Linked DNA regions of Homo sapiens: regions 1 and 2 are each linked to region 3. The links are chromatin loops, found by intact Hi-C in ENCODE. Cell type or tissue: PC-3. All regions are shown on one strand. Each heading gives the region's core, and the rest is flanking DNA. Links, peaks and the distances in the headings are about the cores only.

Evidence for each region. Hi-C counts contacts between places; a loop is a spot of excess contacts. Peaks named below come from ENCODE experiments on the same cell type or tissue, not always from the same donor. Only the 100,000 strongest peaks of a DNase experiment are listed, where the experiment ranks them.
Region 1: it touches region 3 in a loop (1.8-fold over the local background); 3 of 110 quality-filtered maps call a loop at or near these places.
Region 2: it touches region 3 in a loop (2.0-fold over the local background); 3 of 110 quality-filtered maps call a loop at or near these places.

Annotation. Positions count from the first base shown.
Region 1 is chr6:56,233,013-56,237,017 of GRCh38, forward strand. All of the region lies in intron 1 of COL21A1 (collagen type XXI alpha 1 chain), which reads right to left. Among named protein-coding and RNA genes, the nearest start is that of COL21A1, 13 kb to the right of the region's middle. In PC-3, for the core only: no CTCF peak of the experiment used is centred there; no DNase peak of the experiment used is centred there.
Region 2 is chr6:55,978,346-55,982,350 of GRCh38, forward strand. The region is part of intron 1 of LOC107986539 (a long non-coding RNA gene); the gene reads left to right. Among named protein-coding and RNA genes, the nearest start is that of BMP5, 100 kb to the left of the region's middle. In PC-3, for the core only: a CTCF peak has its summit at 2,475 (motif pointing right); no DNase peak of the experiment used is centred there.
Region 3 is chr6:56,044,868-56,048,872 of GRCh38, forward strand. No RefSeq gene overlaps it. Among named protein-coding and RNA genes, the nearest start is that of BMP5, 170 kb to the left of the region's middle. RefSeq lists a silencer at 1,724-2,018. In PC-3, for the core only: no CTCF peak of the experiment used is centred there; a DNase peak (open chromatin) is centred at 1,914.

The sequences.
Region 1 (4,005 bases), core at 966-3,465, 190 kb after region 3:
GGTGCCTTTCAGAGAAGGATATACTTTACACAAATGAGGAAGAGTGGCCTCTTGAACACTGTGCAACTCCTTCTATTTGTATCCACAGTAATCTATGAGTTTGGGCACTTAGACTAGACTGACAAGACAGGCCCCAGGTAGCTTCCCCACAAGCAAAACCCAAGAGAAGAAGCAGCCATATCCAATAAATAAGACACTAATACATTGCCCAACTTTATAATTATTGGGGGCAAGCTCCAGATAGTCTTAAATACAAAATTGCAAACACGAAAATAGGCAACAAATAAGAGTGAACAAATATCAATAAAAACCAGCAACATGAAGAAAAACCATGAGCTCAATGAATACATTAACAGCCATAGAAACAGTTAATAACAGTAAAAGGACTCAGTTAAATCTAATTGATATATTCAAATATATATGTAAGAATATTAGTGAATAAAAAGAGAAAATCAATTAGTATCTTAGAAAATTAAAAACTTAATAATGGATATAGTTGAAGATGGAAATAGCTAGATGGAAAATCAAGTTGAAAACTTCTACCAGATTACAATGCAAAAGAACACAGATTTTACAAAATATTTCAGAAGAATATTCAGAAGAAAAAACTAAAAAGAGACATATGGAGAAATATAGGAGAGAAACGGTAAAGGAAAAAATTTCAGAGCTAAATTAACATTTGATTCTTCAAACTGAAAAAGCATTACAAATATCAAGCTGCTTGAATAGGCAAAAAAAAAAGACCTATTTCATATTTTTGTGAAAAGTTATAATTCAAAGAATAGAGCAAAAAAATCCTAAGTGTTTGGGGGAGAGGCAGGATGCCTAAAAAGAAATAAATTTAGCTTGTCTAGAGACTTCTCATCACAAAAGTGAAGCTAAAAAACAATGAGGGGGTAATTGATACCAATCAGCCATTAATAGGAAAATATGTTTTAGTTAATACGTAGAAATGTAATTATAACAATTATGATATAAATAGGATTATAACTTCCAGAGATGACTGGTAGAAAAGGAAAATAAAGCAAACAATTCCAAATAACAGAAAAAATCATTATAATAAAAGACAAGAAAGCATGGTAAAAACAGAAAACATAAGTAAACTTCAAGGAAAAAGTCCAAACATATTAGCAATCATAATAAAGTTGAATGGGTAATTTGCCTATTTGGAATCCAGAAAAATTTGAAATTGTGTTTTTTAAAGTCTTTGTATATGCTGTTTACAAGAAATCCACCTAAAACTCAGTGACAGAAAATGTTGAATATAAAGGGGCAGAAATATAATTTACTAGGTAAATACTAATAAAAGAAAATAAATATAGTATGAAAAATAGAATTCAAAGCAAAAGTATTAAACAGGATCAAAAAGGAATATTTCATATTTATATAAGATGCACTTCCTAAGAAATAAGTTATGAAACTGTAACCATTTTCTTTCAATATTTTGTCATGAACATTTTCTATAAAGTTATTTACTTTCTATATTTTCTATTATCTCTAAAGACACATTTACTGTTAAACATCATTTTTAACACTGCTTCATAATCAATACAAAAGGCAACGTTTTCCCTAATAGTACACATTTAGGATTTTTTTTTCTAAAATACAAAAAATTTGCACTTTCATCTCCATCACCAGCAGAAATGCTCACCTGAAGACTAATGACCTCCTCATTTCCCAATTCAATAGCTCCCTCACCCATACTCTCGCACTTCCCTCCTTTATCTTCCTCTGCTTAAAAAATCACACACTCTTAATCACTCTTGTCATGCTTTCTCATATTCATCTCTTAAAAGCTATCCTTTCTCCTGATTGGTCATTTTCTTTTGGCCTTTTGGTTTTTGGCAGACTATTGACAAATGTATTCTTAGCCAACTGATCACTGCCCCTCATCCAGAAAACACAACATCTTCCCCTGCTCCAGTGATTGCTTCCACTCAAGGACTTCAGTTCGTGCATACTGAAACATCTTATTTCCTACTTCTCCGCACCTAAACCTTCCATTCCTACTAGGCAAGTTATATTGAGTCCCTTAAATAAGCCATTTCCATTCATAGCTCTAAGGCTTATCTGAAAACACACCTTAATTTGTGGCTTATAGATTAATGTTCAGGGTCTAGGTAATAAACACCATAAACTTACAGAAACTTGGTATAAGTAATCTGTATATGCAATAAAGAAATGGGAGGCAAAAGGGAACAGAAATAGCTATGAATAGCAATGCATATATATGCCTCTGGTAAACCCACAAGCCTGAAGTTTAAAAACAATTGTGAACCAGGCCTATATTCAGCTGGTACAAAGCAAGGTTGCTGTACAGATTGTGTATGCACATTTGTTTTGACTGGATCTGAACCCACTCCAATTGGCTGATGTTCTGGCTTTTCTGATTGTTTAATATTCTAAGCCTCACTTCTGTTTGTGAGCACTTACAAAACTTATAAAAGGAATGAGTCACTGAACACTCTGCAGTGCTTGCTAAGTGTCAAAAATAGATCATATAAAACTAACCTGTACTTCTTTGATAGCTGTACTAGGCTGACATCAGGGGAATACTGTTCGTGATAGTTCAAAAATGAAAATGAATTAATGTCAGTTGGATATAAGACTATTTAAATGGCCCCCTAATGAAGAATAACACCTGATGTCAGCCTGGTAGGAGGTTTCTGGTGGTATGTTTTAGAGTTCTATGCTTTTCCCTGTCTAATTGGTTATTCATAATTTGAATGAGGGAGATGATGGCTTGCAAATTAAATTTCTAGACAAAGCATACCTTGAAAGATGACTAACTGATGGAATAGAAGACTTTGGACAAAAAAAAAATCTTAACTGAATAAATAAGAGACCACTGCAACAAGGCAAAATTCAAAAGAAATACAAAACTTCTGGGATCCAAAATTTGGATTGTAGAATGCTCATTAGGAATAAAGTGGCTTAACAGCAACAGGTCTGAGTTGACTAAATGGTCTTAGCTGATACCAAATTGAATTCATTCATGTGAACTGGCTGTCAAGAATTAATTTGCTCTTGAACTACATTGAGGAAAGAATACGGCTACATCCTTTCTATTAAGCAACCAATGGCCATAGATATCAAAACTGAATGTGTTTAGGGAAGGCTGACAAGAGTGGAGATATAAACACAAACCATCTCAAAGAAGTGGTTTCAGAATATGATGTTCCACTTGGGGCATATATTAGCTGTCTTCAAATGCTGGGAACATGGAAAAAGAAATAAGGCTTGTTTCTGTCACTCCCAGAGTACACAACTAGGTCTAAAGCCTGGAAACTCCAGGGAGAAGTTTTTCAGTTTAAGAAAAAAGTTTCCAATAGATGGGGATTTCCCTAAAATAGAAAGTTTCCCATCATTGGAGGTGTTTGGTATTGGAAACTATGCTCAATATGTATGCTATAGGGAGGGGTTAAGGCATCAAGAATTGTTGGGATAAACAATACTCATATCACGAACAACAATTTGTAGGATACTGCCAGCCCTATGACTTGTGTTAACTAGAGTGTGTCTAAACAGAAACATTTGTTCAAACTGAAGCATGCTTCAAAAGGCTGGGTCAAGCCCCATCTCCTCCATGAAGCAAATCATGACAAAAACAGATGATATCTTCCACAGTGCTTACCTCTAGCATTAGACCATATGGAACTCAATTAAACAGAGTATTAGTTTGCTTTCTAAAAATTGTATTTAAAATAGTCCATCTCACAACTGTATCATAAGCAATCTGGCTATGGCTTGCCTCAATCTACTAAGTACCTAATGGCCACTGAAATTAAACTTGTCTACTCATTGCTCCTCTTGTTCTCATATGGCATATATTCAATGTTTTTACAGCTGACAATACCTCCTTGCTGCGAAAGTGATGAAATATACAGTAATGACTATTTGGGAGTTCCTGGTGGTGCCTCTCCATCTTGATAGTTTAAAATTTCTATATTTTTCCATTTAAAACTTCTCAACTCCCTATTGAAAACAATGGTTATAAAAACTGAA
Region 2 (4,005 bases), core at 966-3,465, 66 kb before region 3:
CAAGGTACAGGATTTCTAGTTGAAATGTATGTATTTGGGGCTAAATTAACACTAGAGTGAAAACTGAATTGCTTACAATTTGTCAAGATTTCTTTGTTCTTAATCCAAAATGTGTTTTTAGCTTTCATCTCAGCTCCAAAGCACATAACTGCTAAACAATTTCCATATGGAAGCCATTGCGTTAAGAGTTCTGGACAAAATAATGATACATGGTTGCCTTAAAGGAGTTTACTGTACAGTTGGAAAGATAGGCATGCAGATACAAAGATATAACACAAGGTCCTATAAAAATCTATAGCTCATTGTTTGCAGAGATTTTTCATGCATTCTACATTTAATAGAATCTCTATTCTACAAACAATATAAAGCTGTAATTAACCCTTTAAAGCTATTTGCCAAAGTAAATGTAAGTAATTACATTGCTTTACTTAATTTTTAAAGTAGCAAAGAAAACTCTTCCAACTAAGTGGATTCATCTTGTTCATTGTACCTCCAGCATTTATCACGACACTTGTTATAGTAAGGATTCACTATTCCTCATAAATATATAATATATACAGTAATGGCACCACATAACAATGTTTTGGTTAACAATGAACCAATATGCAACAGTGGTCTCATGACATTATAATGAAGCTGAAAAATTACTATTGCCTAGTGGGCTAGTTATTATAACATCATAGAGCATAACCTATTCTAAGTTTAGATTTGTGTAGATACACAAATTGTGTAGTAATTGCCTACAGTATTCAGTCACATGCTGAACAGGTTTTTAGCCTAGAGGCAATAGGCTATAGCATATAATCCGGTTGTGTAGTAGACTATGCCATCTAGGTTTATAAAGTAGTTACATAAAGCCTAGATGGCATAGCTGACTACACAGTGTACTTACATAGCCTACTACACAGTGCCCTAAAGTTTATGTAAATACACTGTACTTATATAACCTACTACACACTGTACTTTCATAACCTACTATACAGTATACTTACAGTTTATAGTACTTAGTACACTGTACTTACATACTATGCCTAAAGATATATAATCCCCTAAGGTTACATTTCTTAGAAGAAATCCCTGTCATTAGGTGACACATGAATAAAATTATTATTTGTCAATTCCATGAAAATTTTAAAAGATTAGTGGAAATAATTTTTAAAATTCAGACTAATGTATAAAAACATAAAATAGAAGATAAAGATGACACAAAATTCAACCAGCTTTGTAAACAATCTAAAAGTACATTGTTTTGCTCAGATTTGTGATGGCATTCTTAGAAAATTATTGTAATTGGAATTGCTATGTTTGAAGTATATTTTCATGTTGCACTGCAATACTACTCTCAAAAAAGCTGACATTGCTTTACACTTCATTCACAAGTATATGAAATTCCTATTTCCCCAAAATGACCCAGAACTTTGTCAATGCTTCCTTTTTGGTCAACCTGATATGTGACAAATAATCTTGCATTGCTATTTTCACTTGCATTCCTGTGATTACAAAATAAAGCATTTTCTGTTCATTTTCCTTTAATACTTCTTTATGAATTGGCTCTTCTTGAAATTTTTCTCATGAATATGTAAGTTCTTTATACAGCACTATTATATAGTACCTTTTCCATCATATATTGCAGTTTTTTCTGTTCTGTGCATTTGCTTTTAATGCCATACACTATATTACTTATTATCAATATATTTTATTATTTATGTAACAAACCAACAAAAATTTTCCTCTTAGTTTGTGATTTTGATGTCATTTCAAAGGCCATTAACAACCCAAGACAACATAATTATTTCTCTGTAATATTCCTAGTTTTATTTTTTTCTTTAAACTTCAACATATCAAGTGTTTTAATGTAAGCTTGAAGTATCACTTCAAATTTTTTTCCAAGCAGCACAGTTATTCTAATGTTATTTGATAAATAGGCTAATAGCCTTGAAATGCTACATTTTTAAGACCAAAAAAAATTGTAACTGTAATTTTTTTAGTTCTATGTTATTTATCATTATGTCTATTTTGACAGTAGTTCCACGGTTTTCATACTACGGTATCTTTATAATATCTTTTGTATTATAATACTTTTTGTATTTGTATTTTGTTGAAAGCCTCCTCTCTTTTAGGTGAGCATTGCAGAGTTTCTGGACCATTCTTTCATGTTTATTTATTCTGATAAATCTTAAAATGTTTTAACGAGGTATTTCTCTCCAAATCTTATTAGAACTGGTTCTGCAATTCTCAGAATGTTGTTTACAATTCTCCATGAGGTAGTTATTTTGCTCAATTTTATTTTAACATAATTTGAATAAGTATGGAAGTCTTTGCAAGAAAAAAAAGGAATAAGTAGAACAACAAATCTGAATGAGAAAATTCACAATGTCAAAAATCTTGTCAACAAAGACCCCTAGATCTTTTCTTTCCAGGGAGCCTTAGGGAAAACCAACAAAAATGAAAACAGTGCTTTTCAAACCACCAGAGGGCAGTGCACTCAAAATAATGGATATCAGCAATCCTGAACTAAAGCCCAAAGTTTCCCTTCTCTTAAAGATAAAATTTACATAACAATAGACTCTTGGTTCATTTTAAACTCTGAAATAATTACAGTCCTTAAATCTGATATTAGCAATATGACATTTATTTATAATACTTAGAGAATATTCACAGAAATATAGTCACCACTGAATTTTTCCATATTAATATTATAGTCTGCCTGCCCAACCACTTTGCTAAAGATCTACATAAAACCTTAAGGTGTTCTGTATGAATGAGAATTCCTTGAAAACAGGAATTGTGCTTTCTCACCAGTCGTTTCTTCTGTACATGGACAGGACTCAGTTTATTGTAATAACTCAATATCTAATGAATAAAAAACAAAATAAATGATTTGTAGTCTCGGCCCTACTCAATTTCTGCATTAATTCAAATGAAACCTGCATTACACTATGAGCTATTGCTACCCTTAGGCAAGTGGGTTCTCTGCCCTGAGCCCTGCACTTCATCTGGGCCTCTTCCAGCAACAACCCTTCTCCCTCTGGCCAGGATTACTCTCCTTCCCATGGGCAATGCAATAGGGCTACCTTTCACATCATACTCTGGGTGTCTCAGACACAGATTCACTGAAGCCCCTGTGTAGTTCTACTTCTCTAGGCCCATCTTACCCAGAGTAGATTATGTAATGGGTGTGCACAGGGCAGACCCAAAGAGTGGCTGAAGGGGTGCTATTTCTTTGGGCTGTGGACAGAATTTTATTGTGCAATCTGGGATTTATGGACCAGACAGATTCAAGGAGAATTTTTTTCTCTTTCTTCCTTATGTTTCTGGGTCATATAATTTTTAACAATAATTACCTATTACTTGTATTGTTTTTAAAACACAGAGAGAAAGGTGTAGAAGTAAAATCCACTTCACTTGGGGACAGATTGGATCTACAGAATGATGGGACAACTGACCTTGTATATCTTTCTGGCATGGGGACTGGTTAAACAACACTATCATCAAATGAAATTTGCAATTCTAGAAAAGGAATAGATTTATGCACATGGCATAAGAATGCTAAATTCTGTGAAGAACAAGTTGTATTGAAGACCTGTGTAATATCTATGTGCAACTATCTAGAAAGCAGTCAGAAATTTTTGTGGAGATCTCAAAAGGAAGGTTTTGACTAGATCATGCATTTTTGAGAGGGGTCTATGTATAGCTAACAAGCAAAAAATCTACTGAGAAAAAGTGTAGAAGATACAAAAAGAATAAGACCAAAGTCAGTACCATTTTAGAATAAGAGAGAAGAAAATGACATGTTAGAATAAGAGAGAAGAAAATGACAAAGAGCATTCACTCAGGAGAAGGATCAGAAAAGCAGAAACAAAGGAAAAGTTTCAACAAATACAAAGACTTCTTGATGTCAAATGGAACAGAAAAATCATATACAATACATTCTTGCAAGCACTGTCTGGATTTGTTCATCAGGAGGTCACATGTGACCTTGGAGATAGTCATGTCAGTGAACTG
Region 3 (4,005 bases), core at 798-3,297:
ACTCTTTGATGGACTACATTAAGAAAATAAAAATGCAAGCCACAGACACGAAAAAAAATTTGCAATATGTAACAAAGGACTTGTATCCAGAAAATACAGTTGCTGACAAAGTTTAGAATATACTTACAATATATCCCAATAACTCCACTTAAGAAGAATAAAAACATATTTCCACACAAAGACTTGTAAATGAATGTTCATAACAGTGTTATTCAGAGTAGCCCCACACTGGACATAACCCAGTTGTCCATAAACAGGTGAATAAATAATCAAAAATACAGTCATACAAAGGAATACTACCAAGTAACAAAACAGGAATAAACTATTGATACCACATCATAGATGAATCTCAAAAACATTATAATGAATGAAGGATGCCAAGAAACAAAAGATTACATAAAGGATGATTCCATTTTTATGTAACTCTAGAAAAGAAAATTATCATCTATGTGATAGAAAGCAGAGCAGGGATTGCCTGGACCTGGAGGAGGGATAAATTACCTGGGGAAAGGCACAAGGAAACTTTTTAAGGGTGATGGAAATGTTCTATATCTTAATTGTGGTGATGGTTTCATGGGTGCGTATGTTTGTCAAACCCCATCAAAATACAGACTTAAAAATGGATGCATTTTATTGTATGTAAACTTTATACTTCAATAAAATTTATTTTTAAGTTACTGATTATATTTATTAAATATACACAGTAAACAAAATTAAGTTTCAGTTTCTATTTGAAGCTTTTTATAAGCAAAAAGAATGAAAGGAGAAAAAAGAGAAAGGCAAGACGCAGAAAAAATAGAATATAGGTCAATTTCAGTCTCTTTCAAAATTGTAAAATGAGGAGGTGGAATAATTATTTGATTTATTTGGATTTGTCTATTTTTATTTGAAGTGTTTTTTGTGTAATCAAAACTACAAAACCATTGCAATTATTTTTGTCCTCAGAATTTTCTTTCCTCTGAGTAACATCATGTACAAATTTCATTACATAGGCATTTAGACAGATTTTCATATAAATACATATTTGGGAAAGAATGTTTCTTTGCCAATTTCCAATGTAGAAATTAGATAAATACTAGGCATAAAAAGTTATGTGGTTGAATGCTTTTCTTTAATTTCCATGCCAAAAGACCAGAATCTCTAATATTGAACAAACTCTTTTAATTTTATTAGCAGTTACTCTTGTGGAATACAGAATTTGGTGCCAGAAAATCACATTATTCCACTGACAATTAGATAACATGGCCATATCTTTAGAGCACCAATATTAAATTACTGGAACATCAGAAAAAAATGAAACTGTGAATTATAATTTTCCCTAGCAACATATGTGTCTTTTTTTCCTGTTTCCCACTTCCCCACTTTTTCCCCAAACTGACTAATTTTCTATCTAATGTTCAGTGTTTTTAGGGCATAAATTAGCCCAAGTGCTTAAAATTTAAAGCCTTATTTTCCCATTTCCTATAAAGCAATATAGGGTTTTGCAGTGTTAACAAAAGGGACACCACATTGCTTATTGTTTTGCGCAAATTTTAAAATGGAAAAAAGTTTGAACACATCCTTTCTACATAGATGTAGTAAGTTTCATTGAAATAATACAAATCTTTTTTTTTTCCGAAATCACAGAAGAAAGCAAATACTTTTATTTTTCTCTATGGAGTTATTTAATGAGTTAATGAGTGAGTACATGAAATAGGAGTAGTAACTTACAAAGTGTACCCCAAAATGTCCTAAAAATTCTCAGTTAGCTGCAATTCTCAGCAACGGTGAGGCTTGATTCTAAACAATCCTAATCAAGTTGAATAGATTTATTCAGGAAAAAAAGTTATCACATATTTCAGGAAGCAGAGGAACAGAGCAACAAGTTGTTGCCCTGCCAACAGTGACCACAGAAGCCACAGCTAGACGGCGGCAGCCTGTTCGGTCACTGTATAAAGAAAGCAGTGGGCTGGGCACGGTGGCTCATGCCTGTAATCCCAGAACTTTGGGAGCCTGAGGCGAGTGGATCCCCTGAGGTCAGGAGTTTGAGACCAGCCTGGCCAGCATGGTGAAAACCCGTCTCTACTAAAAACACAAATTTTTTTTTTGTATTTTTACAAATACAAATTTGTATTTTACAAATACACTGGGTGTGGTGGTGCACATCTGCAATTCCAGCTACTCGGGAGGCTGAGGCAGGAGAATCACTTGAATCTGGGAGGTGGAGGTTGCGTTGAGCCAAGATCACGCCACTGCACTCCAGCCTGGGAAACGAGAGTGAAACTCCATCTCAAAAAAAAAAAAAAAAAAAAAAAAAAAAAGAAAGCAGTTCCCTGGCTAACCCAGGGTAATACTGGTGCCACCAACAGTGACAACAGCATTTAAGTAGCAAGGGTGAAAATATCGAATTCTGTTTTACACATTCACAGTTAACTGATGGTAGGACATTCTGTGAAGAGACTGCATTAATTCTGTTATACAGAGGACTAGAGAGACGTTTAGGATCGAAGAGAGGAGACCTGATAATTGTCTGTGTGGCTCAAATTTGTTTCAATATGTATGCAATTAGCCACAAAGGACAATATAGAGGCCAATGTAAAACTGCTGTCTCCACTGGTAATCATATAACAACAGCCTACTGTGTGTTGAACAATTGTTATGTATTTTTAATTATCATATTTGGAAACAATCCTGAAATATTATTGCTATTCCCTTTCAAAGATGAGGCTTATCACAACTAATTTGGTTTATCACAGCGACTCCCTTTCAAATACTGAGGCTTATCGCAACAAATTTCAAGGCCGCACAGGTAGGAAATGTTAAAAGGTCTGTCCCAAACCTGGGATATTAAAGAACTTCTGGTTCCCATTTTGTGTTCTTCACATTACTGGGGGAACCTAATAAAATAAGCCAATCATCAGAAAGTTGTAATAATAATAACTAACAATTATCAGGTACTTATTATGTTCCAGCTACTCATCTAAGAATTTTACTCTATTAATTCACCCAAATCCTAGCACTACAGGCCACATCATAATTCTCCTTTATGTGATCTTTATACTAATAAATATGGTTCAAAAAGAATTTCAAATCAACTTTGGCAAAAGGTGTACTTCAGAACATATTTTTAAACACTGCATGAGGTTTGCCTTTAACAAGCTCACTGTCTCATAGGGACAATTGCAATTACAAAGAACAATTGCAATATAGGATTAAAAACAAAAAATGTTATCATGGGGCCTTATATAGGATATTAGTAAGAACACTTGGGAGAGGTCCAAAAAAGGACCTGGAATAGTCACTCGGAATGAAACCTGCAAATAACATTCCAAAAGGTAGAAAAAATTCAGTGCAGTGAAAAATTCTGCCCAACACAGTGATGGAATAATTAATTGGCCTCCAATTGCCAACTAAGTATTGTATTGAAACAGGAACAATAGAGAGAACATGCTTTAGTTATAGTAAAACTGAAAACAGGAGCTTTGGAGCCTGGCAGATCTGAGTTTGCATTCTAGATTTGTCACTGCTTATTAGCGTGAAGCTCAGTGTTTTCCTTTATGAAATGAAAACATTACCTACTCCTAAGGAAGCTGTGAAGACTCAGGGTGGAATGTTTTTGAAATCACTGAATCAATAGCTGTTGTGAGTGTCTCTGCTGTGGCTTCCTAATGTAACTTTCTCCTTTAGGGAGCTCAGCACTAATGTCTTTCCTCCAGGCTCTTAGGACTCTTAAAACCTGCAAGGGCCCATTAACATTTCATGGGGACAGGCAATAACATTCATCTCTTTTACTCTCTGGGTGTTATTGGAGATAGCGATCATTTCCTATGTGAGCTTATGCCTCTAAAATTTTACTAGTTCGCCTTAAAATGAACAAGAGAATCATGGGATGGTGTGGGGTAAAACTAGTCAGCGCTAGCTCTCTTTTTCCCTCTTTTTCCTACGTGGGTGCCACTTATTCCTATAATGAGATCTTCCCCACTTCCCAAGTCTGCACAAGGTGTGAGAGAGTCCTTGTCAGTTAAA